3 separate regions of the Mus musculus genome follow, and regions 2 and 3 are each linked to region 1. The links are chromatin loops, found by intact Hi-C in ENCODE. Cell type or tissue: left cerebral cortex. All regions are shown on one strand.

The links. Peaks named below come from ENCODE experiments on the same cell type or tissue, not always from the same donor. Only the 100,000 strongest peaks of a DNase experiment are listed, where the experiment ranks them.
Region 2: it touches region 1 in a loop (2.6-fold over the local background); 6 of 42 quality-filtered maps call a loop at or near these places.
Region 3: it touches region 1 in a loop (2.5-fold over the local background); 7 of 42 quality-filtered maps call a loop at or near these places.

Annotation. Positions count from the first base shown.
Region 1 is chr17:31,273,306-31,281,305 of GRCm38, forward strand. Rsph1 (radial spoke head 1 homolog (Chlamydomonas)) reads right to left here and starts at 3,991. Exons shown (of 9, transcript NM_025290.4): 1 at 3,897-3,991; 2 at 220-333; 3 at 12-117. The coding sequence starts at 3,950. In left cerebral cortex, CTCF peaks have their summits at 3,795 and 4,017; DNase peaks (open chromatin) are centred at 3,472, 3,762, 4,072 and 4,916; H3K4me3 peaks cover 1,530 bases; H3K27ac peaks cover 1,760 bases.
Region 2 is chr17:31,126,973-31,134,972 of GRCm38, forward strand. It overlaps Tff3 (trefoil factor 3, intestinal), which reads right to left and starts at 2,639. Exons shown (of 3, transcript NM_011575.2): 1 at 2,520-2,639; 2 at 393-539. The coding sequence starts at 2,604. In left cerebral cortex, no CTCF peak of the experiment used is centred here; a DNase peak (open chromatin) is centred at 4,559.
Region 3 is chr17:31,006,804-31,014,803 of GRCm38, forward strand. Umodl1 (uromodulin-like 1) reads left to right here. Exons shown (of 22, transcript NM_177465.4): 21 at 1,757-1,962; 22 at 3,001-3,907. The coding sequence ends at 1,938. Among named protein-coding and RNA genes, the nearest start is that of Abcg1, 47 kb to the right of the region's middle. In left cerebral cortex, CTCF peaks have their summits at 4,909 (motif pointing right) and 7,038 (motif pointing right); a DNase peak (open chromatin) is centred at 4,942.

The DNA.
Region 1 (8,000 bases):
CTTCCTCGTACCTTCATATCTGGATCCATCTGGATAGATAAAGGTGCCTTGGCCGTGCTTTTTATTTTTGACATAGTCTCCGGTGTACCGGGCCCCATTCTTAAATTTGTAAGTCCCCTGAAACACATTGACCAAACAGTTCATGTAAGTCCTGAGTCCCACATGTACTAAAGTGATATTTAATAGAGAAAACCAACTCCCTCCATCATCATTTCTGACCTGGCCATGTCTTTTTCCAAACTCATAGCTTCCTTCATATGTGTCCCCGTTGGGCAGTCGTGCTTTCCCATGTCCGTGTCGTTCTCCCACCTCATTGCGCTCCCCTTCGTACTCCTGGGCAAAAGAAATCAAGCTAATTGTGGCTGCTGTTTGTTCCTGCCAGGCCCATGGCAAGCAGTTTACAGCTATTGTCCCACTGAAGCCTTCCAACCTTGGGCACTGCATGCACCTTTGAGGTTGCGCGCTGGAGAAGCAGGTAGCCAAGCCTGGTGGCCAGAGCCCTGGTCTATGATCTCACACTTAGTGCGGGTGTCCATGGCGGGAGCCTCGCTCCCTTTAGCATCTGAGAGACTGTCACTTATTATGCTAATCCTGACACTGTAAACATGAACCAATATACGGGAAACACTTTGTGAACTGTGTTGTCACAGGAATGCTCATAGAGAGCACACGCAGGTAAAATAGGTCCCTAGACTGCACAGACACCTCCCAAGTCACTTTCTCCAGTCATTCAGGACTTAAAGAGCAAATACCCTTCATAGGTTTCCTGGTCTGTCTGCTGTCTGTAGACAAACTTGACCCAGAGACTAGAAAGATGGCTCAGTGGGTAAGAGCGCTGGCTGGTCTTGAAGAAGGTCCCTGTGCAGTTCTCAGCACCTAAATGGTGGCTCACAACCATCTGTAACTCCAGTTCCAGGGATTTCAATGACCTCTCCTGGCCTCCTCATTCATTGAATGCATGTGATACACAAATGTACAAGCAGAAAAGAAAAAAACCCATACACCCAAAATTTTAAAAATTAATATTTTTTAAAAAACCCAAATGTAAAAATAAACCACTTCTAAACCAATCTGAAATTGCTATGAATCAATCTATCTTGTAAGCTGATTAGACTGGAGATGGATCTCAGTGTTAGTGAAACTGCCTAGCGTGTGTAAGACCCTGGGTTTCACCCCTTCACACACACACGCACAGGCTCAGAGAGAGAGAGAGAGGAGGGAGAAGGGAGAAGGAGAGAGAAAGAGAGAAAAACACACATATATACGCACACACAGAGAACATACATACATACACAGAGAGGCAGAGACAGATACACATACTGACATACACACACATAAAGGTAGAGAGACAGAGACAGAGGGCAATAGAGACAGATACAGAGAAACACAGATACAGACACACACACACACAACTTTTGCAAGGAGTACCACTTGTAGGGGCTGAAGCAGGATTGTGGGATCACTTGAGCCATGGGGTTGAAGGCCACACCTGAGCCACAGAGCCCCAACCCTAAAATCAAGGGAATAAAAAAGTGATACAAGGTTGCAATCCTCCCCTTTTTTCCTATAGTTTTTAAGATGAATGTTTTCTGGCTCAAAATACATGGATGTAGCACATATAATACATACTAAAATGGCCAGAGCATTCAGTAATGACATAACATGGCTAGCTTATAACATCACTCTACATACTTTCAACATAGACAATAACATTAAATATTATTACATATTAAAATATAATGCACGGGGTTGGTACAGGCCATCACGTGGGAAACCTCATAAACAAACCCGTGAGCAGTTTAGCTCAGAAATTCCTGCCTAGAATATAAGTGTTTAACCCTACAAATTTGATCTCAGGGTTGTTCCAAACAACAGTGTGGTGGTTTGAGTGAGGACGCCCCCTATAAGCTCATGTATCTATCTCTGCATTGATTCCCCGTTTGGTGGTAGTTTGGGGAGACTGCTGAACCTTTGGGAGGTAGAGGCTTGCTGGAGGAAGCACATCACTAGGGACGGACTTCCGAGTGTTTGTAGTTTCATACCACTTCCTGTTTGTGCTCTCTGCTCGAATCTGAAGATGTCAGCTCTCAGCTACCTGTTCCTGTCGCCATGTCTGCCCCTGTGCCTGCTTCCTCACCAGGACAGACTCTCACCCCCCTGGAATCATAAGTGCAAATAAACCCTTCCTTCCATGAGCCATGGTGCTTGATCACAGCAATAGAAAGGTAGCTAATACCCACAATGCACAAAGTCACTGCTCCCATCTTGGAGGTCTCCCATTATGGCCAACGCTGAGTCACAGAAGTGGATCCCTACTGCCATCTCAGGGACCTCCCAGTATGCCTAACACTGACTGAGCTGTATGGGTGACTAACAGAGACATTCTTTAAGTTCACCTAAAGGTGGTTTGGTGTCTTGACTACAGGCTTAAACATGTTACAAATCAGTAGGAGCGGGCGGGGAACAAACCGGAAACCCCGATGGAAGACGAGACTGTGTGTAAATCAGATATGTATGAGCAGAAGCAGAGGGTAGATTAATGACCTCTGTGTCTCTCATGAGAGAGTGTGTGTGGATGGTGTATGGTGTGGTTTGTGTGTGTGTGAGGTGTGTGGTATGGTGTGTATGTGTGGTGTGTGTGTGTGGTATGGGGTATGTGTGTGTATGTGTGGTGTGTGTGTGTGTGTGGTGTGTGTGGTATGGGGTATGTGTGTGTATGTGTGGTGTGTGTGTGTGTGTGTGTGTGTGATGTGCAGTAAGGTGGGTATATCCATGACCATGTAGGTGTTTGCTCATGTGAACGTTCATGCTCATCTCTAGAAACCAGAGATTGACATGCAATGTCTTCCTCGAATCTCTCCACCTTATATTTTGAAACCGGTCTCTCACTGAAAGCTGGACACCCCCCCCCCCCCCCCCGTTCAGGTAGGCTGGCCAGCCAGCTCCAGGGATCCTCCTGTGCTAGCTCTTTACATGATAGTGGTATCTGAACTCAGGTCCATGTGGCTCAGCAAGCACTTTACTTGACAGAGCCATCTTCCCCATGGAAGGAGAACCCTAAGAAACCAGGTCTGTCAGATTGGAAAGGAGGCAGCTAAGCCAGGGCGCATGTTGCAAACTTCAGGTGCAATACCAGCCTCCAGCACGGAGACCATGAGGTCTAGATTTCACACTTGAGAGAGTCCTGTTTTTTTGCACTAGCTCCTTGGTGTTGGGAGCAAGGGACTCCAAAGCACTCCTGCATCTTCCCACTGACCAAGCTGCTCCTGCTCATGGATGAAGAAGTTAAGTAGGGAAGCCTGCAAAGAGGTCTGAGCAGGTACCAACACTGCATTACAGAGCATAGGGCTGGGCTCTTCAGTTGATGCTCAAACTCCCGTTTGCTCACACACAGCAGGCCTAGTCCCCACTTTGTCAGCCAGGGCGTGGTCATTCTCGGATTTAAGGATAAACAGCCGGCCCACAATGCACTCACCATGAGAGCACATCCTGGCTATGGGTCCTTTGCCTTCCCTCTGTTGTCTACACTAGGGAAGTGATCCCGATGACTTGGGATGGTTCAGAGACACTGATTCAAGACCTACATGGTGAAACCTTGAGAGCCCGGGCCACCTCAGCACAGTGGTGAGTTGTCAGGAGGCAACCTTCTCTATCCCTTTAACTCATACCCTCTGCCTAGAAATCTTCGCCTTTAATGGGAGGCGGGATGGGAGCGGGGAAGGAGGGTGGAAACTAGACGTCACGGCGTTTCACCTTTCAAGCGACTTCCTGGACTCAGCGCCGCCAGTGTGGCCGGCGTGGTTCTGTCCCCGGCCTTTCGGCCCTTCGGTCCCCACGCCTCCCGCTCCGGAGCTGCGACGTACTCCAGAAGTCCCTCCCTGGTCAAGAGCTCTCACCCCAAGGTCGTTCTCTCCCTCCTCCTCTAACTCCTCAGAGCCCAGGTCCGACATGATCTGGTTTCAGACAGGATCTCAGGAGCAACGTCTCTATCAAGCAGTTACCAGCCACCCCCACGCGCGTCCCGCGTCGTCATGGAGACACTGCCCGCCCCACTTGGCTCTCCGCCTGAAAGAGTGGCGGAAAACGGCTGCAAAAGAAGCGTGGGAGGAGCCAAGAGCTGGAATAGTGTCCTAGCAACTGGAAGGGCATTTCTGCCAATCGCCGCCCAGGACGAGGGGGTGGGCGGGGCCTTGGCAGACTTGGTACCCACGCAGACCTGGCCTCCTAACATGGGCAGTGTCACTGGCCTGGGGAATGTCCTTAGTAGTCTAGTTTGTGGGCTCTACAAGGAACCACCTGAAAAAGCAGACCCGCCATTAGGATGAGAGATGTATCTCAAATCTAGGCCTTGCCTTTCAATCCCTTGGGTCCCCCGTGGATGCAAGGACCCTCCCAGGCTCATCTACACTGAGATGTTTGTGGTCTCTAGATGAGTGTACTCTTGAGTCTTTTCTGTTTCCTGTCAACACGTATACACTGGAGCGATGAATTCTGACCACTCAAACTCATGCTCACTGACCCGGGTCAGGGTTTAACATCTCAAACCAATTCAGGTTACTTTTGAGCTTTCTCTCGCAAAGAACCCACATTCATTCTGCTCTGTCTTCTGGTGCCTGTGGGCTTCCTCTCAAAGGCCCAGCCTGTCATGCCACGCATACAGACCCACTCAGACCCACTTATTCACACTGACTGTCTCTTACAGATAGGTCCCTCCAGTGCCACATTCTACCCTGCAAGGCCCCTCTGGGTCCCCTCCCACCCCTATACTGTCATCCCAGGCTCAGACCTTCCTGCTAAGCTAGACTTTCTGTCCCGGTATCTGGCCTCCTACCCGTCTCACAGTTTTCCTCTGTGCAGAAACCCAAGCACACACAGGCTCCCTCTATGTCCTCAAGATCCCCCCTCCCTGCACTAGCTACATTGCAAACAAACCAAACCGCCCAATCCTCTAGTTCCTACTTCTGGCTTCTGCCTGCTCTAGCCCACCAGCTCCCTGGAATACCTGCTTGCCCACACTTGAAAGCACACCAATACACTTTTTTTTCCTCCCCAAAGATTGGCTAAAGAGCTGTCTCCCCGTGTAATAAAACGTAAAACATAACTTGGGACAGACAATTTAAAATGCTAATGTGCCTTGATGTGTATGCAGTGTTCCAATTCACACACACACACACACACACACACACACACACACACATACCAGGTGCCGATTTCCACAGCCACAGCCACAGCCACAGCCACAGCCACAGCCACACGACCACTGTAATCACTCCTGGGTGCAACCTTTAGAATCTGCTCTTCACACTTCATGTGAACTGTCCTTGTCACTGTGACAATTTTGGTTGTCAACCCAACACACTCGGGAAGAAGGGATCTCAATCGAGGAATTGTGTCCTGGTCTGTGAGAATGTCTGTGGTGGGTATTGCTCATTGGTGGAGGAGAACCCAGCCCACTGTGGGCGGCACCATCTCTAGGATGTGTAAGCAAGCCAGAGGGCATGAGCCAGTAGGTAGTGCTCCTCTTAGGTCTTCAGCCCGTAAGCCAAATAAGCCATCCCTGCCCCTGAGTTGCTTTGGTCCATGCTATTTTACCATAGCAACAGGAAGGCAAGGTAAAACTGTCACTGTGATGTATGGTAGGTAACCAAACTGTCCTCACTAGGTTTTATACATGAGCTAGTGTGCCCTCTGACCAACATCCCTGTAAGTTTGACCTGTTACATCCCACAGCAGCTGGGGTTTAAATGTCTCCTACAGAATGCCAGGTGCTGTTGGTAGATGCCAGCGGCTTTTCCACCACTGAGCAAATCACACAAGGCCACAGCTTAGCTAATGGTTATGGAGGTTTTAGTCCTGGGTAACTGGCTCTACCACTTTGAGACTTCTGTCAGCATGATGAGAACCCTGGTCATGAGGTCTGCCTCTGGGTCAGAATACTTACTTGCATTAAGAGCAAAAACATAGTGTATATACAGAGACATGGGGAAATGAATTAAATATTCTTATCCTGAACTGTGGAGAGAGAAAAATTCTCAATTTCTCTGCATCTGCCCCCACGACAGAGTTTCCATCTCCAAAAAAGGACAAGGAAATCTGCGTATGTAGATACAGCCATGGGTCCATGTCATTAGAACTGAAAGATGAGTCGTTATCCTGAGAGTCTCTGCTCTAGCACCAGGGTTCCAGTGTGTGGTCTGTCCTCACGCAGCACAGAATGTCCTGGAGAAACTCAAACCCTCAAATCCAGTCACCTCTGTCACATCTGTCACCTCTGCATACCATGTCACCGTGGGAATGAGTGACTCAGGAGCCCCTTTTAGAGCGTGTCCCAGTGATCTGACTTCCTTCATTCCCTACTCGTGCCACAGGTCAGTGACCTAGCATATGAGCCCTTGGGAAACCCTTCCAAACCATGCCAGTGGTGCTGAGGTGAGGCCTTTGCAAAGCGATGAGGCCGTGAGGCCGCACATCTCTTCAGGGCATCCAGACCGTTACACGGGAGGCCCCCTGAAGCACACTTCCTATTAATCTGCCCTCTGCCAGCCATCAGAGGACACATGATTTGTCCTCTGGTCTTGCGTCTTTCTCCATGTGAAGACAGCTAAAAGACCACCATGGGAAGGCTGAGATAGAAATAGGATGAGGGTTGGATCTTTCAGTATCACAACAGAATATACATTTCTATGAGAAACTTAAACCATCCTAACTAGAACAAGCAAAGGCTGTTTATTCTGAGTTCTGTGGCAAGGGAGTCAGCAGCCATCACCTGTATTCAGGAGAGGAAAAGGACAGAGTCAGAGGGTCCCTAGTAGAGAGAAGGGTTCCCAAAGATTACCTATTAGCCAGTGTATGTATTTGGCTCTCTTGGTCGGTCCTAGTATTTTTTTTAAGATTTTATTTATTTATGTATTTTATGTATATGATTTTTGTCTGCATGTACATCTGCACACCACCGAACAGCATCAGACAGTTGTGAGGGCCACGTGGGTGCTGGGAATCAAACTCAGGAGTGTTCCTAACTGCTGAGCCATTTCTCCAGCCTCCCCTCCCCCGATGATCATAGTTTAAAATGAGGATAAAAATGAAGAAAGCTGCCCGCTATTAATCAAGTGTAGGTCGTTGTGGCTGTTACAAGAGTTATCAGACAGTGTCTGGTTTGTTTGTTTTTTGAGATAGGGTAGCCACGCTGACCAAAATCTTGCTCTGTAGTTGACCTCGAACTCCTCATCTTTCTGCCTCCAGCCTCCAAACTCTGTATCCAGAGTTTATATCCTCCAGGTTTGTATCCAGCCTCTTATGTGGTTTTGCAAACTGTAATTTATATGAACTCAAAACAATTTACTGTGCTCTCTGCTGCTTTTGAAAGGCAACACTTTAAGCAGTGAAAACACAGTCATCTTATCCTGTTAATCTAAGTTCATCTAAAAGTCTGCTCCAATTGGGAAGGAAGCAGACTACAAAGTTAAGCAGCACTTGATGAAAACATTAACGACTGAAGGTCACCTTAGAAGTCTGGGCTCCTGTTGCTGGTTTTACTTTGAAGCAAACTTCAGGAACTCCCCCACTCTCCAGCCTCAGTTTCCCTCTTCTTAAACTAGAGTTAATAAGCTTTCGGGGTTAGGGGTGGGGTTAGAGATGATGCCTGGTCAGTGTTGTTTATTATAATAACTGGAAGATAAAAGCGATAAAGAGATACAATGATGCTCACAGCAGCCTGGTCCCCTTACTGTGCTGCATGGCTGCTGGGCTCAGCCAATGTGGACTTTCCAGAGCACACAGTGCCTATTCTCTTCTCAAACAGGATCCCTCCTCCAGAAGGCTGAATCCTCAGGCCCAAACACTGACTGAATACACAAGTCACAAGCAATTAACATTCAAGGCCCTGAAATTACAGGTTTGGTTTTTTGTTTGTTTGTTTGTTTGTTTTGGGTTTTGTTTTTTGTTTTTTCTTTTGTTTTGTTTTTTGAGGCAGGGTTTCTCTGTGTAGCCCTGGATGTCCT
Region 2 (8,000 bases), 150 kb before region 1:
TTACTCAAACAGGATCTCTCACTGGTTGGGAACTTGACAATTAGGCTAGGCTAGCTGACCAGCAAGCCCCAGGGATCTGCCTGTCTCTGCCTCCCCAGCAAGGAGGGTCCAAGCATGGCCACCACACCTGGCTTTTTTGACATGGTTTTGTGAATCAAACTCACGTCCTCATGCTTATGTGAGAAGCATCTCACTGACCCTGTGTCATCACCCTGGCCCTCAGAACACAGTTATGTATTTTGTAGAAAGTGCCAGCCACTGCCACCAGCTGCCCTGGGCACAACACCCCTGATATGAGGTGTCACCAAGGAATACTGGTGATACTATTGTCCCGCTGGGGCTCAGCCACATGGAAGGGCAGGGCCACCCTGGGCACCACCGGCTGGCCTTACCTGTCTCCTGCAGAGGTTTGAAGCACCAGGGCACATTTGGGATACTGGAGTCAAAGCAGCAGCCACGGTTGTTACACTGCTCCGATGTGACAGAGGGGTAGCCACAGTCCACTCTGACATTTGCCGGCACCATACATTGGCTTGGAGCTGTCCAAATGAAACACAATCAGCTGCCAGACTACTAGTTTGGGGTATTGTCTTGCTTCTTGTGGCACACCCTCAACCATCCCCCCTGGGTTCAGAGGAATGACATGGGGGCATGTCTAAAGGAAAGCAGTCTATTGGGAAATGACGCTTCCTGGAGATCTCCCTGACAGTGGAGGGTGGGAATGTGGAACCCAAATCATCCTGGCTGTCCTTAGTTCCCTCCATTAACACCCTTCACTGCATCTCTAACATCCCTTGGCCATCAGGTGTAACCTTTGGAACATGCAGCCTTAACAGACCCTTAGCTGCCATCAACTCCATAGCTAAGAATGCCACCAGAAACATCCAACTCACGTAGCAGAGCCCCGATGCCCTGCCCTGACACCCCCATCAGAGTACTTGGGAAATGCCTTAACGTATGACCACCTTTGGTTTGTTTAAAAAGCTCTTGCAACCACTTTTGTGGTGGAAGGGGCAGTTTCATGGCCATAGACACTCAAACTTGGCTAAGGATATTTTTGTGTGTGAGAGAGACAGTCTCTCATGTAGCCCAGGCTGACCTTGAACTCCGTGTTCACTCATCAATTTAGAAGTATAGCTGTGGTTTGTATCCTTAGAGATTTGGTCTTTTGAGATTTATTGTAATGCTAAACATAACCCCTTCTCCCCCAAGACCTGGTCATCCCAGAGATGAGAGTCTGCATGTACACCCTGGCTCCAAGTTATTTCTGATTGGTAAATAAAGGTGTCACTAGTCAAGAGACATAGGTAGGTTTTAGGTTTCCAGGGTTTGGGGGTCGGATTGGGACCACGAGGAAGAAGAGTGTGCAAGAGGAGAAAGAGAAGCCACCACAGGGTAGGTGAGTCCTAAAGACTAGCCAATAGGAGTTAAGAGCAGCCTAGATGAAACATAGTGAGTAATAACTCGGGTTATTGGTAGGAAAGTAGATTCTATAGCATAGAGGCTAAGTATCTGCCCAGCTCTTGTGCTATTTAACGCTTATTGTAAATATAAAGGTTGTGTGTGTGTTTTTTTATCCTGGAACTAAATGGTCAAGGCAGAGTAGAAACCCCAGGTCAAAATTAAGTAATTTCTATAATATGCATCCACTGCTGAGTGCTAACCCAAGGATTCTGTCCATTTGCCCAGTGTCCCTCACTGGGTCAGGAGATCAAAAGCAGGTCTAGATACCCAACAGCTGGCAGGGCCCCTGGATTCAGGAAGACTGCATTGCTTCTCCATACGTGATCAGCTAACTGATTTCCCTTAAGTGGAAACCCAACAAACTTCTCTATCTCCCCCACCGAAGCGGATACTACATCGTGCCTCCCATGAGATGGGAGGGGGGAGGGGAGGGAGCTAGGAACCTTTCAAAACTTCAACCCAGCTCCAGCTCCCAGGGGCTTTTATGTAGGTGGCATGGCCCTGGGCAGCAGGGTTCCAAAGCCTGCCAGGGGACCTCTTGTCTTCACCTTGGTCAGGGGTGACCTGGTGACGGTCCTACCCAATGGCTCAGAGTACTTCTCACCTAACACTCTGACCAAGTGCCCAAGGGTTTCTATAAACCGTCTTGAGCTATTGCTTTCTCAACTGTTTCTTTTCTTTTTCTCTACACCTTTGGTTCTGGTAACTTGCCAGGATGCTCAGTGTGTGCTCAGAAATCTCTGGCAAAGAAAGAAATGAGACAGGATGAGCCCCAGCCCTGGTTCCAACCCCGCTGCAGATTCTGAGGAGAGCCGTCCCGAGTATGTCAACTCTCTCTGAGCCTCCATTTACTTGTCTCTGAAGTGGATCAGAAAGAGCCTCTCTGTAGAACTGCCTCAAGAAACCATGTACCTCTTCAGTGGTGATTCATTATTAAATCGATGTACAAGGTACATCCCTGCTTTCAAGCTCACAGAATGCTCTGTGAGCCTAGGTCTTCTGTGTCCCTCACAGAGGTCCCAGCCTAGGACAGAGGGAACCAGCTAGGTACTTACACAGGCCAACGTAATCTGCAGCTATCCCAGAGGACCCAGCAACCAGGACCACCAACAGCATTAGCCAGAGGGCTCTGGTCTCCATGGCAGCAGGCAAGCTTCAGGACCACTGCACAGGATGTGCAAGGTCACAAGGACGGCCCTTTTATAGCCATGTGTTTGCTGGGTTCTGTGGACTCTGGACTCTCTCTCTCCTGTGAGATTTCAGAAGACTCCTCCCCAGTCCTAAGTTGGGGACACAGGGAGGGGGCAGGGAGGGAGGGGAGAGGGCTAGGGAGGAAAACAAGGACCAGGAAGAGGTGGGGACAGCCATGGCAGATCTGTCAATCAATGTGTACACCTAGTCTAGAAGCAGACTCTGTGATGCTGTAAGGCAAGGCCACTGGCTGGACAGAGCCACAGGCTAGGCAGGGACATTTAGTCTCAACCACCTCACCGAGAACAATGAAGAAGACCCTGGGTTACTTTGTCCACATCACCACCAATCTCGTCTGTCACTTGTGAAGGTGGAAACTCTAGCTTTGCACTTTCTCCAGAAAAGCCATTTTTTTTTTATCATTAGCTACACTTTAATAGCTGAAATATTTATTCGATATATTTTAATGAAATATACTTAATAAATATATTTATATATTTATTAAAACAAAATAGATTTTATTACTATAATAAAATATATTTTACTAAAAATAATATATAAATTATATATTTGAAAATATATAATTTAAATACATATAAATATATAAAGATACTAATATATTTGTTTTTTTAAATAAAAAAATATAAAGTCCCCCCTTCCATTCAGAGACATCTATTTTCAGTACCTCTGGTTTCTAGACCTGAGCAGATTTTTAAAAATTTACTTGCTTAATTGTGTGTGTGTGTGTGTGTGTGTGTGTGTGTGTGTACAGGTACCTGCGTGTACCACATGTGTGCATGAGCATGCAGAGTCAGAAAAGACATCAGATCCTCTAGATCTGGAGTTACAGACAGTTGGGAGCCACTGTGTGGTTGCTCGGATTGAGTCAGGGTCTGCTGGAAGAGCAGCCAGTGCTCCTAACCACCCTCCCACACAGATTTTTAACCCAAACAGATACAGATCTTCATCTTTACCGAGTCTGCCTGGCCTTACTCCCAGTAAATGGTCTACACTGGAAACCAGCCTCCAGCAGCTTGTGTGGATGAGGCTGGGGTGAATAGACCTGGCTTCTGAAGGGAGAAGCTGTGGGCTGACAGAGTGCATGCTAACATTACTGCAGCAGCAGGGGCTAGCAGCCATTAGTTAGTTCAGTGCGTCCCACCTCCCAGAAGATAGCTGGTGGTCTGCCTTGCCTGGTCCTCACTGCCTGGCATTGTGGCATCTCATTAGATTGTACAGAGACCACCTGAGAACCCTCTGGTTCTCTCTGGTTCTCAGCACAAAATGGCTTCCACATTGGACAAGTATAAAAGTGGGTACCCAAATGGATGCCCAGAAACCATCCCTCACAGACTGGCCAGCGGAGGCCAGGTCTGTGTGCAGGGTCTGACGGGCATGTCCGAGCCTGCAGGCTGGTTCTAGCATCAGAGATTCAGCCTGAGAAGGGCCTTATCAGAGTAAACATAGCCTGGATCATAGACCAGGCAGTCAGCCTGAAGATACTGGGATCTCATGACACCTGAGGTCAGAGCCTGGGGAGGAGTAAAGAGCCGAAGACAGGAACTGCAACATATGATGAAAGAATCATCAGGACAAAGTGAATTCCGAGTGGGTCTTGAGTCACGGCCACTAGATGACAGAGGGTCACACGGGTATGGCAGTGGTACTGCCTGCTCGGTGACACTCACGAGCATCCCAGCCTTGGCGCAGGTGAAGGCCAGACATGGTTTCACCTCGCCCTTTTCTCAAGTTATCAGTCTCTGTTATCTGAGGCAGCAGTTAGGTAGAGGAGGAAGGCAAAAACCAGGGCTTGTTGCCAGGAATTCCTGCTGGCCACCTGTCACCCGTTGTCCATCTGTGCTAGGCGTGGTCCTCCCTCCCTCCTTGTGAATTCCTCTCTTGCCTCCCAGACTCTTCTGAGTCATCAGGATCTAGATGTGGATGTTTGGAGGAAGTCAAAGATGCGGCTCTGACTCTTTTTAAAGCTTGAAACTATTTTCCCAGAACACCAGAGCCTGTCCGATGTTCCCCTGACAGTGGTGGGTGGCTACTCTCTTAGCACTCAAGACTGGAGACTTGGCTCTATGTGGGAATCACTCTCTGCAGTTAGTAATATGACACATTCACATTTGTCCCTGAAAGACAGGGGCATCCCTGAACCAGGCATGGTGTCTGCTTCCTCCAAACATCCACGTATCCTTAGACCTGTGTCTTTAACATTGTGTCTCAGTCATAAGATGCCATTTTTCTATAAATGATGTCATACTTACTTTGTAAAGACTTTCAGATCCTGTACACAGGTCTGAGTTCATTGGCATCAGGAAACAGTTTTCCAAAATTGTGCTATGCTTAAATATGCTTAAAAGAAACTGCCTGGTACCAGACGTTAGACGTTTGAACCAGCACCAGCTAAGCAAGCCATCCTGGATGGGATGGTCTTTTCTCAGCTTCCGTGAGTTGTTTCTCTGTGGGCCATAAGCACCCAACACAAGAGGCAACTTTGATTTAAGTAGAAGCAGAGCTCAGGAAGGGCTCCTCGCTCAAGGCATAACAGCTGGGCAGGAGAGAATGGAATTAACACCGGTCCTTTCCAAGCTTTGAGACAAAGTGTTTTGTACATTTATTGAGATAGTTGTTAAAATCCAAAGGAACACAATATTCAGAGGGACAGCTTCTGCAACTTTATACTCACAGAAACTAATGTCAAGGGAGGCCAAGAAAGGGGAGAGAAAAATCTCTGTCAATTATTTTGCAAGATGGAATACAGCAATGTATTGTTTGGAGCCTTTTAGGAGGAGGGAGAGATAGATAGATAGATAGATAGGTAGGTAGGTAGGTAGGTAGGTAGATAGATAGATAGATAGATAGATGATAGATAGATAGATAGATAGATAGATAGATAGATAGATAGATAGATAGATAAATGAGATATGTAGATAGGTGGGTAGGTGGGTAGATAGATAGGTAAACAGACAGAATTTTTTTTCTGTCAGGCACATCTTGACAGATCATAGCAGGGTGGACGAAATGGACTCCAAGACCACTGTTATCTTCCTATCTCACCCAGGCACACATATTTGAGGCTCACACTCCTATGTGATCTGAGTGGAACTTAGTGGAACTCTCAATACAAGCAGCCCACCATGGTAACATTGCTTGACCAGGACATTTTCAAGTCTACCAGCATCTCCTGCGGCCATGCTACTATGTATCTCTGCTGTAAATGAGTGTGTCTTTCCCAGTGCGTGTCCTGTGCCATGTCATCCACGTGTTTATGGTGACTTTGGCATGAAGAAGCCTAAATTTCCCCTTCCTTGGCCATTGTGCAACATATGCCTGACTTGGAGAGTCAGGCAATTCCTGGCCAAGAAACAAAAAGAAAAGTGTTCCATTCCCCCAGTGGATTCTGAGGAAAACGGGTTTTTAAAAAAGCAGGTACAACTCTTAAGCTGCTGAAGGAGAGACAAGCAGGGTCTGGAAGGATCACTGGCTGTACTCTGGTGAGTACTTACGCTGACATAGCTATCCATTCTACCAGAGGGAGTTGGTTTTTTGTTTTTGTTTTTGTTTTTTTTTAAAGCTTGGGCAAACTTACCAGGTCTTATTTAAATTGGGGATTAGATTTGCTTTCTATCTGCTCTACAAGAGTGAATTGGGGCGGGGGGGGGGATGTTAAAAAAAAAGAGTGAATTGGTTGGGTCAGTAATAACATATATACAACACCCCTCCCCACAAAATGCTAACTTGGCTGCCAGCCATTGGAGAACATAGCACTATGGGTATATACCATAAATGACATTTCTTCTTTGTAAAAAATGTTACTACATTTAGTTACTTTGTGTGTGTGTGTTCTTATGTGTATTTGTGTTTGTGTGTTTGTGTGGGTGTGTGTGTACACAGGGTGCACGTGGTGGGCCACTAACAACTCAGGAGAGTTGGTTCTTTCCTTCTGCCATGTGGGGTCCTGGACTTTAGGTCTTTGGGCTTAGCAGCAAACACCAATTCCCACACCACAACATCAAGGTCCGTCACAGATTAGCCACATGCCCAGAGCCCTTGTGGCCAACTTGTTTTTAAACATCTTTCGGGGGGCTGGGGGTGGTGGTGGTTACCAGAGAGTTAATATTTGCTAAGTTCCCTCCTACAGCCAGAAATACTATTGAACGAAGAACAGTCAATATTTATTAGTCATCACAGCCTCCAACCAGGTGCCTCGGAAGATACGAACAGAACGAACAGAACCAGTGGCCACTGTTGATAAAAATGCTGGCTGTGGAAGGGCATGCTAAATTCCAACCCCAGGCGGGAATTACCCTGCAAAGTCACTGCCCTATGTCAGCTCGACCTATTGGGAAGGACTGAGCGAGCGAGGTGTCTATTTCACGCATGCGCAGTGGGTTAAAGGGTGCTCTGCAACCCTGGGACTAGCAGATCACTTCATCGGGCAGAGGCAGAGGAGGCTTTGAGCAGAAGTGGAAGCAGCGTGATGGCTAAGAAAAGGAAAGCGACAAGAAACGCCTCTAAGGCATGGGGCATGGGACGATCCAGGGTGCCAAGACACAGAGCTAGATGCTGGAAGAGACCCAAACCAGAAGCATCCTGTTCAAGGAGCATCTGCAGACAGCAGTTGGGGCGTAGTTCGCTCACCTTTGTTTAGAGGGGAAGGGACCATTCCTGCACACCACCTTGTGCTACCACTGGGGTTGATGAATGGAAATGGCCAAGTTGGGCTTTCTTTTCAATTCTATTGACCACTAGTGTGAACAGCAATTAGACGTGACTACTCACTGAATGCATTTGCCACAATGCATAAAAAAAATATATAGGAGTTTTATAACCTGGAAAATTCCCTGGGCTGGAAGTTTCAGAAGGTAACTAGACTCCATAGACTCAGGCAAGACATATCGGTGGCAGGGTGTGTGGTAGAGCCCCGTGGTGAACTGGAGACCAGTGTGCTGCTGCTAGTTATTACGGTTATGACTATCTTGTATAGCAAACTTCACAGGCTTTTAACACTGGGGCCAGTTGGATTCGCCCCACTGTTGCTGGTCAAAGCCCACACTTCACGCCACCGTGGCTTCCTTCCCTAGGCAGAACTTTTGGCCCGGTTGTCCTTGAGTTTCTCTCTGCCCTGTGCCTCTTCTACTGGGGGAAGGTGGGGCTTCTTCCTGCTCACCTCCCTAGTGCCTCACAAGACAGAGAGTAGCCATTGCAGGGGCACAGCGAGCAGAATAAATAAGCTTCGGTAATAAACACTGATGCCCTGGTCTGAAGCACAGCCATCAGAAGTATGTGCCCCAGCTCTGTGCTGTAAGGGCAGACGTTAGTTATCAGTGATCGCCTGA
Region 3 (8,000 bases), 270 kb before region 1:
GAAAGTTACATAGTTGCAGCTAGTGGGGTGGTATCCCACCCCAGCATGTCCAGGCAACAATGTTGCCTGTTTGAAGCTCTTTGTCTAAATGGCCCAAAGGGAACCTCAGGACCACCTTGGGCAACTGTGCTGATAGCAACACCTCTCAGGCCACCTCCTAGAAGACAGCACAGTGTCCACTGTAGGGCCTAGAAGTCCCATGGGGAAGGGAAATGGAATTTGAGTGCTAGAGGCTTCCCAGGCTCTTTCTTAGTCGGGCCTTTCAGGTGTACTAAAGGTGGAGGGGATGGGAAGGGTGAGCATAGCTGGGGTCCATCTGTGATCTCTGTTATTGATGACCTCGATAATGTGTCCCTCTCAGACACAAAGCATTTATGGGGCCAGGCCACTGGAGGGCAGGCCAGGGGCTGGCTGGAGGCTTAAATCTTTTTTTCTACAATGTGAGGCATGTGTGTGTGTCTCCAAATGAGGACATTAATGTCCTTCTCTGTCACTCTCTACCTTAGTCTCTTGAGGCAAGGTCACTCACTGCTCCTAGAGCTTTGAGGGCAGCCCGTCCCAGCCATCCTCCTGCCTCCACCCCTACAGTACTAGGAGTCCAGGTCTGTAGCCTTTATTTGGGTCCTGGGAATTTGAATTCGGGCCCTTATGCTTTTTCAGCAAGGGCTCTTTCCCCCTGAGCTGTCTCTCCCAGCCCTGACAGGATGGGAGTATCCATCCTGTCCCACATCCGCCTCTTCCTTGGGCTCCAGCACTAACAGCCTTCTGCCTATCTCTGCTTTGCCTGTTCCAGAGAGTTCTTATGAATGGGTCTCACTAACCATGGTCCCTCTGTGACTCCCTTACACACTCTCCTACATGGCAGTGTGACATCAGAGCTCCTTTTGGTGGCTTGATAATATTCCATTGTATAAGCTGGACACAATGGGGCTCTTGCCCATAGCCCTATCACATGGATGACCAAGGCAGGAGGATTGCTGAGACTGATGTTATACAGTGATATCCCAGGCCAGCTTGTGCTACAATGTGAGGCTGTATCTCAAAAAACCAACCGAATGGGTAAAACCGAACAAACCAGTCCGTTGTGTATCCTGGTCACAGCTGGCCCGTCCATTCGCATACTGATGGATGTTGGGGCCATGTTTCACTCCTTCTGACTACACTGTTCTGATCGTGGCATTCAAACAACCATTAAAAGATCCCCCCCCCCTCCATTCTCTGGGGTCTACAATCTCCCGGACTTGGCTGTTAATCTGGCTTGGGGCAGGTCCTGGCCTCTGATGTGGGTGGTAACCCCATACACACTCCGTACCCCAACCCCCATGTTTCCCCATGAGGAGCTGACTGGCTCTCTAGCTGCGAGGGGACCACAGAGCTCTACCTCTGGGTAGACCCTTGCATGCTGAGCTGCTCTCGTTGGATGGGGGTCCCGTGCCTCCCTTGCTGATCCGCACATACATGCAGGCCTTTGCCTTGAGGGCCTCAAACCAAATTCCAAGCAAGCTGCTCAGAAATTGGGATTGAGCACCTTAGATCCCCTGCACCCCACCCATCTACCCCTACCCCCACCCCCACCCATCTACCCCTACCCCCACCCCCACCCATCTACCCCTACCCCCACCCCCACCCCCACCCCCACAATCTTTTGCTTCGCACTTTCTGGGCCAGGTGCCAACCATAGATGCATAATTCCCCTGACCCTGACACCTCTCTTACCCTGAAACCTCTCTTACCCTGGTACCTATCTCACCCACAGGTGCACAGGCATGTACAAAGCCAGTCCTGGGGACCGGTTACATCATTCTCCTAGCGGCAGCTGCACTTCTGGTAGTGGCAGGGGCCACAACCCTTCTGATCTTGCGTTACCAGAGAGTAAGGCAGAAATACAATCTTCGGATCCAGACCGACGACTTCAGCTACCAGGTGTTCTCTCAATAGAAGACCCAACTGACCAGGAGATGGGTAAGAGTGAGCATGTCTGATGCCACGTCCTGCCTCTATTGTCCCTGGAGATGGCAGAGTGGGCTTGGCAAATGGGGTAGATCTGTAACTGACAAACCTCTCCTTCCCCCAGAGTGGCTGAGAACTGTCAGAAAGGGAGCAGGGACCATTTGTAGGTCAGCAAAGAGTTCTGCCATTTACACCATGGTCTCAGGTAGCCAGCGGTGGTACAGTGACCCTGGTACCCAAAGATGGCTTCCAGCCTCATCTCCTATGTCCTCTGGGACAGTCCTTCATGACACAGGAATCCAGCTGGGTCCATTGTGCCACCACAATGCTCTGGCCAGCATTGATGAGTTAAATTGAAGGTCTTCGGTTGTGAAGTTGTCAGTCACTCTGGTGTTTAGGGGAGTCTAGTTTGCTCCCACAGAGGGCAGTGTCTGCATATAGACCACACACTTCCCCCTAGATGCTTCAAACTACCTCTTGCTGAAGTAAGAGACCTCACCCAGTGGCCATGCTACAAAATCACCAGAAAAGTCTGCCTGTGTTTGGAGCAGACAACTTAAGATTCTTTTTTATTCATTTATTTGAATGCTGTGTGTGTGTGTCAGGGGAGTGGGGATCAGAAGACCATATGCAGGAATCGGTTTTTCTCCTTCCACCATGCGGGGTCCAGGGATTGAACTCCAGTCATCGGGCTTAGTGACAAGTGCCTTTACCCGCTGAGCTAACTCACCAGATTCAGGGACACTTGCTTTTGGTTTGTTTTGTTTTTAAGATTTATTTTATCCATATGAATGCTCCATCTGCACACATGCCTGGTGCCTGGGGAAGTGGTGAGCTTCCATGTGGGTGCTGGGAATTGAACCCAGGTCCTTTACAAGGAAAGTGAGTGCTCTTAACCACTGAGTCAACTCTCCAGCTTCCATTTAAAAAAAAGCGCTTTAATTTCTGATTGGTGGATCTATGGCTGCAGAGTCTGAGGACATGGAGGGCCCCCTCTGTGAACTCCTTTCCCTCCTGTGGACTGATCCTGTAACTGCCTTCCTCACACAGAGCACCCTGTAAATAACATCCAGTGGCTAATTCATCGAACATTGACGGGAGTCCAACTCTGTATAGTGCCGTGCCAGCACTTGAGGACGAGACCCTTCGATGACAGCAAACCTCTGTCTGCCCCCAAGATCCTGAAGACACAGAGTACCACCCACCAGGCTGGTGATGGGCCTGCTGAAGCTGTGGGCAGAGCCCTGGAGTGGCCTTCATCCTCAAACCCAGCACAAACATGGCCCCACTTACCACAGCCTTCCAAGCTTTGACATCCAAGCTGCTCTGTGACTCCTGTTCTCTGACAATGACATCCTCACAGACATTTCCCATGATGCTCGTTCACGAATGGATCCCTCCGATAAACTCTCCGAGGGTGGTTTTCCATGAACAAACACTAACTCAGCTCTCCTTATCAGCATGAGTCTCATAGTTGCCTGGCAGTGACTCAGGACAACCTAGGTGAAACCGGAACGCTTTCTAACGAGTCGCAGTCATATGATGTGTATGTAACACCTCTTGCATGTTTCCCAGCACATCCATGGACATTTTTCATGTAATTCCATGGAGAGAAGGTGTGATTTTTTCCCCCCACTCTATCACAAGGAATCAGGGAAGAGGTGGGGGAGGTGCGTACCATGCTAACAGGTCCTCTACTTTGTTGATTTGAAAGATGGCCATTGGTTACATAGTTATCACCTGAGACAATAGTGTTCTCCCTAGGGAATATAAAAGCATAACAGGGTTGTAGCATTTAATTAATGTGCTTGCTTATGTTGAATGTGACTGTCACTTATACAGATCATCTGGGGGAAACGAGTCTTTCGATTTTTTGCATATTCTTGCGGGTAAGAATGACAACCGGGAGTCTGTGTGGCTAGCCACCTTTGAGCAATAAATTTTTCCTGGCACTGAAGTGGTTTGCCATGTTGCTTCCTCCCGTGTGGTTCAGTTCATGTAGCAGGCCATCCCTGGGCACTGATTCTTTGCCAGACACTCCAGGGAGATGCTGAGGTGGGGCTCCCCACCCCCCAACCCCACCTCTGTGTCATCTATCTCTTCTGACATCAGCCTGGCATCTTCCACTGACTATTATTGAGAAAAATAAAATCTCAGAAAACCCAGGTACTGAGCCCAAGACCAGGCAGCTCTCTCACACTTCGCCTCAGTCACACAGTCTCAATGACAGGCTGTGCCAGCTGTGAGGACAAACTTCAGGGTTCTGGAGACTCCAGTCCATAGATAGTCATGTCTCCTGTTGGTGGAGGAGGATGGCAGACATTTCCTCACAGAGCGCTCACCATGGCCTCTGGGGGGTGACTCTCACTTTATAGCTCAGGATCTGAACTTATCAGTTAGGCAAGTTTTATAAAGTATGTCAAGGAACCAGAATTAGAACCAAACCCATCCACTGTCAAATGGAACAACTGATCCATTGTAAAGTCTACCTCTACCTCCTGAGGAACAGGGTGGGGACGGGGGACCTCGTGGGTTTCAGAATATACCTGGGAAGTCCAGATGTTCCACAGAGTGGTCATCCTTTTCCTGCTGTGGTTCTGCCTGGGCCCCTGGAAGGCCTTACCTTGGCCCTGATCTTCCTGACACAGAATCTGTCTGGGTGTGAAATGAGACACAACAGAAATCGGATTGAGGTCCGGGTCTGATGGAGGAGGGTCTGTTTGTGCTAGAGGGTGTGGTGGAGGAAGGGCTGTTGGAGAAGGAAACCTGTTGGAGGTGGAGAGGCTGTTAAAAGAGGTCTGTGGGAGGTAGAAGGTCTAATGGGGGAAGATGTGATGGAGGAAAGGTCTGATAGAGGAGGGCCCCACAGAGATGAAGGTCTGATGAAAGTGTGCTCTGATGGGAGGTGGCTCTGACCCACTACCTGATCCAACCTGCAGCTCTCCAGTATTGCCACTAGATGGCGCGCTGAGCCAAGCCTGGATCCAGGGTAACATGAACCCTTGTGTTTTTGAAGCAAACAGGGCTCTGGCTTCTCTTCTTTGCTGGATTTGAGTCTCCTGCCCTTAAGCAAAGACGAATCTGAAGGTTTTCTGTAGGCACAGGGCCTTAGAGGTGACGCTAGGCTTTGAAAGTCAGTCGGCCCCCTGTAGTTCTCTTCATCACTCTGACTTACAGGAAGTGCAGGATGGCGTGTGTGGGGAAGGTGCAGCAGCAACATCCACTTCACAGCAACATCTGCTTTACTCAGACATTTTTGAGAAAACAGTCCCTTTCTTTCCCCCTCCCCTCTCCATTTAGGAGGAAAAGGTGGTTGGGGAAGATTGCTAGGGTTCTTTCATCTTTCTGTCAGGTGCACCAGGGGCGTCCAATCCAACCCTGGCCACAATGACTCTTCTTACTTAATCTGCAAAGTGAAATCGTGGCTGCTGCAAGCAGGAGCTTCCACCTCCAGGAGCCTTGGGCAGGCATGTGGGTATCAGGGCAGGAGCTGGGGCTGGAGCCTGAAATGGAAACTTAAGGGTTCTTTGAAAACTCTGTCGTGTTGGATGGTGTTTTTTTTTGTTGTTGTTGTTGCTGTTGTTTTTTGGGTTTTTTGTTGTTGTTTTTTGTTTTGCTGGGGCAAACACATGAAGGAATGTTTCGCTGAAGCAGACACAGAGGAAAGGATGTTCTGCTAAAGCAAGCACGTAAGAGGACACATGATGAAGGATTCTTTGCTAACGGCACACATGTATTGGTTCACCTTACATTGCAAAATTGAGCTGTATTTGTCGGGACTCCATAGAGAGAAATGCAGCAAAAAAAAAAAAAAAAAAAAAAAAAAAAAAAAAAAAAAAAAAAAAAAAAAAAACTTCTGGTGGTGTGCTGCGGTTTCTTGTTGCTTCCATGGACTCAGGCTGATTGGCAGAGTGATGTCAGCTAAGACAGACTCACGTACTGAGGCAAGACATAGGGAGGACCCGTGGAGACCCCGTGATGTTTGGAGGGAGCATCAAGAGATTCCAACAGACTATAATGGAGGCTGAGCTTGGCTGGCCTGTAGAGCTAGCTGGACAATGTCTGCTGGTCTCATGTCTTCTCTGATCTTCACTTCTCTGAGACGCTCAGCCAGAACTTTTCCTGGCATTCCTGTTGGCTCTGGTCCCTCCTGATGACTTGGGCAGAGACTGAGGTCTGGCTGTTTTGCTAGGTAGTGCTGTTGCCACTGCTAATTCGTGTTTGTTAACCCAACTCTACCAAACTGGACTGCTGGTGTATCCGTGAAGTGTATGCGAGTGGATCAAACTGCTGCTGCTGACCTGTGAAGTGAATACTGATTTCCTTACAATGCAGATGGGATTTGCTCCAAAGAACCATTTCTAAACAGGTCTACTCCCCCCACACACCCAATACCCTTTCTTTTCTGCTGCCTCTGGCAGATGATGGGCTAGAAGGGAGGTTAAAGCATTTAAGAACCATCATTAAAAGTAGGCTTAAAAGAAAACTAAAGTTATAGGAGCCCTGGCCGAGGATGTCACCAGAGCAGCTGGAGTGGCCTCTGGCTCCCCATGCTAAGTTTTGGAGCTGCTTCAGGTGAGGAAGTAGCCACTTGACTTTCCAGCAGTGCCTATAATCGAGTTAACCTTACAGAAGTCGCTGGCTTCCCCCTGGGAGCCCTCCTTTTTGCGCCTTTTTTTCTTTCTGTCTATTGAACTATCTAGATGCTTGCTATTGATCTCGGCTCCCAGCAGCCCATGGGATTTCTTGGCGATAAATCTTATTTCTAATGACACCCAGGTTCCCTAAGGAGCTGAGCAGCTATTATAGAAGTCAGATCCAGGGAATGGCTCATGGATCTCTTTCTCCAGAGTGGGCACCATTACTAATCCAGATTCACCAGAGCAGTATGGCTCCCCTCTGTGCAGGTATGTACGACCTGTCCCATCCCTTCCCACTGTCACTGATGGTCACAGAGATGCGTGTCCATTAAGCCACAAAGGGTCTTCCTCAGAGCAGAAGGACCGGAGTACTCTGGACTGTCTCAGATTTCAGTTCCTGTCTGGAAGTACACTCTAGCTGTCTTCAGACACACCAGAAGATGGCATCGGAGCCCATTACAGATGGTTGGGAATTGAACTCAGGATCTCTAGAAGAGCAGTCGGTGCTCTTAACTGCTGAGCCATCTCTCCAGCCTGCTAATTCAACTCTTGCTGGTAAAGAATGTACGAGATGGAGACCAGGAAAGAGGGGGCCACAAAATCAAAGTCGCCATCTCAGCTCTACCTTGTTCTGGCCACCAGTCTGGTGTTGACTGCTGCCCAATCAGGCATTTTTTTTTCCTCCCAGGAAGCTGCTGAGCACAAACATGTGCATGTGTGTGCTTATACACACGTACGTGCATGCACACACATACCACACACACACACACACACACACTTACACACACATGCACACGCACACAATCACAGACACGCATGCACACAAACACACCAGCACTCGCACATGCGCACGTGCATGCACACACACAAACACACACAAAGTGCACGCGCATGCGCACACACACATGCACATATGAAATAACCAACTTCTCGGGCTGGTGAGATGGCTCAGTGGGTAAGAGCACCCGACTGCTCTTCCGAAGATCCGAAGTTCAAATCCCAGCAACCACATGGTGGCTCACAACCACCCGTAATGAGATCTGATGCCCTCTTCTGGTGTGTCTGAAGACAGCTACAGTGTACTTACATATAATAAGTAAATAAATAAATAAATAAATAAACAAATAAATCTTTAAAAAAAAAAAAAAAAAAAAAAGAAATAACCAACTTCTCAAGAAAATATAGACTCCGCCAAGATTACTTTTCAGAGGTACTTCATTTTCCTTAAATAAGTTCAACTTAGGAGTATTTATTTATTTATTTATTTATCATACATCTGGGAATTTTCAAATCACATTCCAAGGGGCCCTTGTTGCATGTTTGACCAAACTCTGGCCAGGAAAGCCTCATCAACCATCCTGGTAATTAAATTCCCCTCAGACCTTTTTAAAACCAAGTTTACAAATTTAA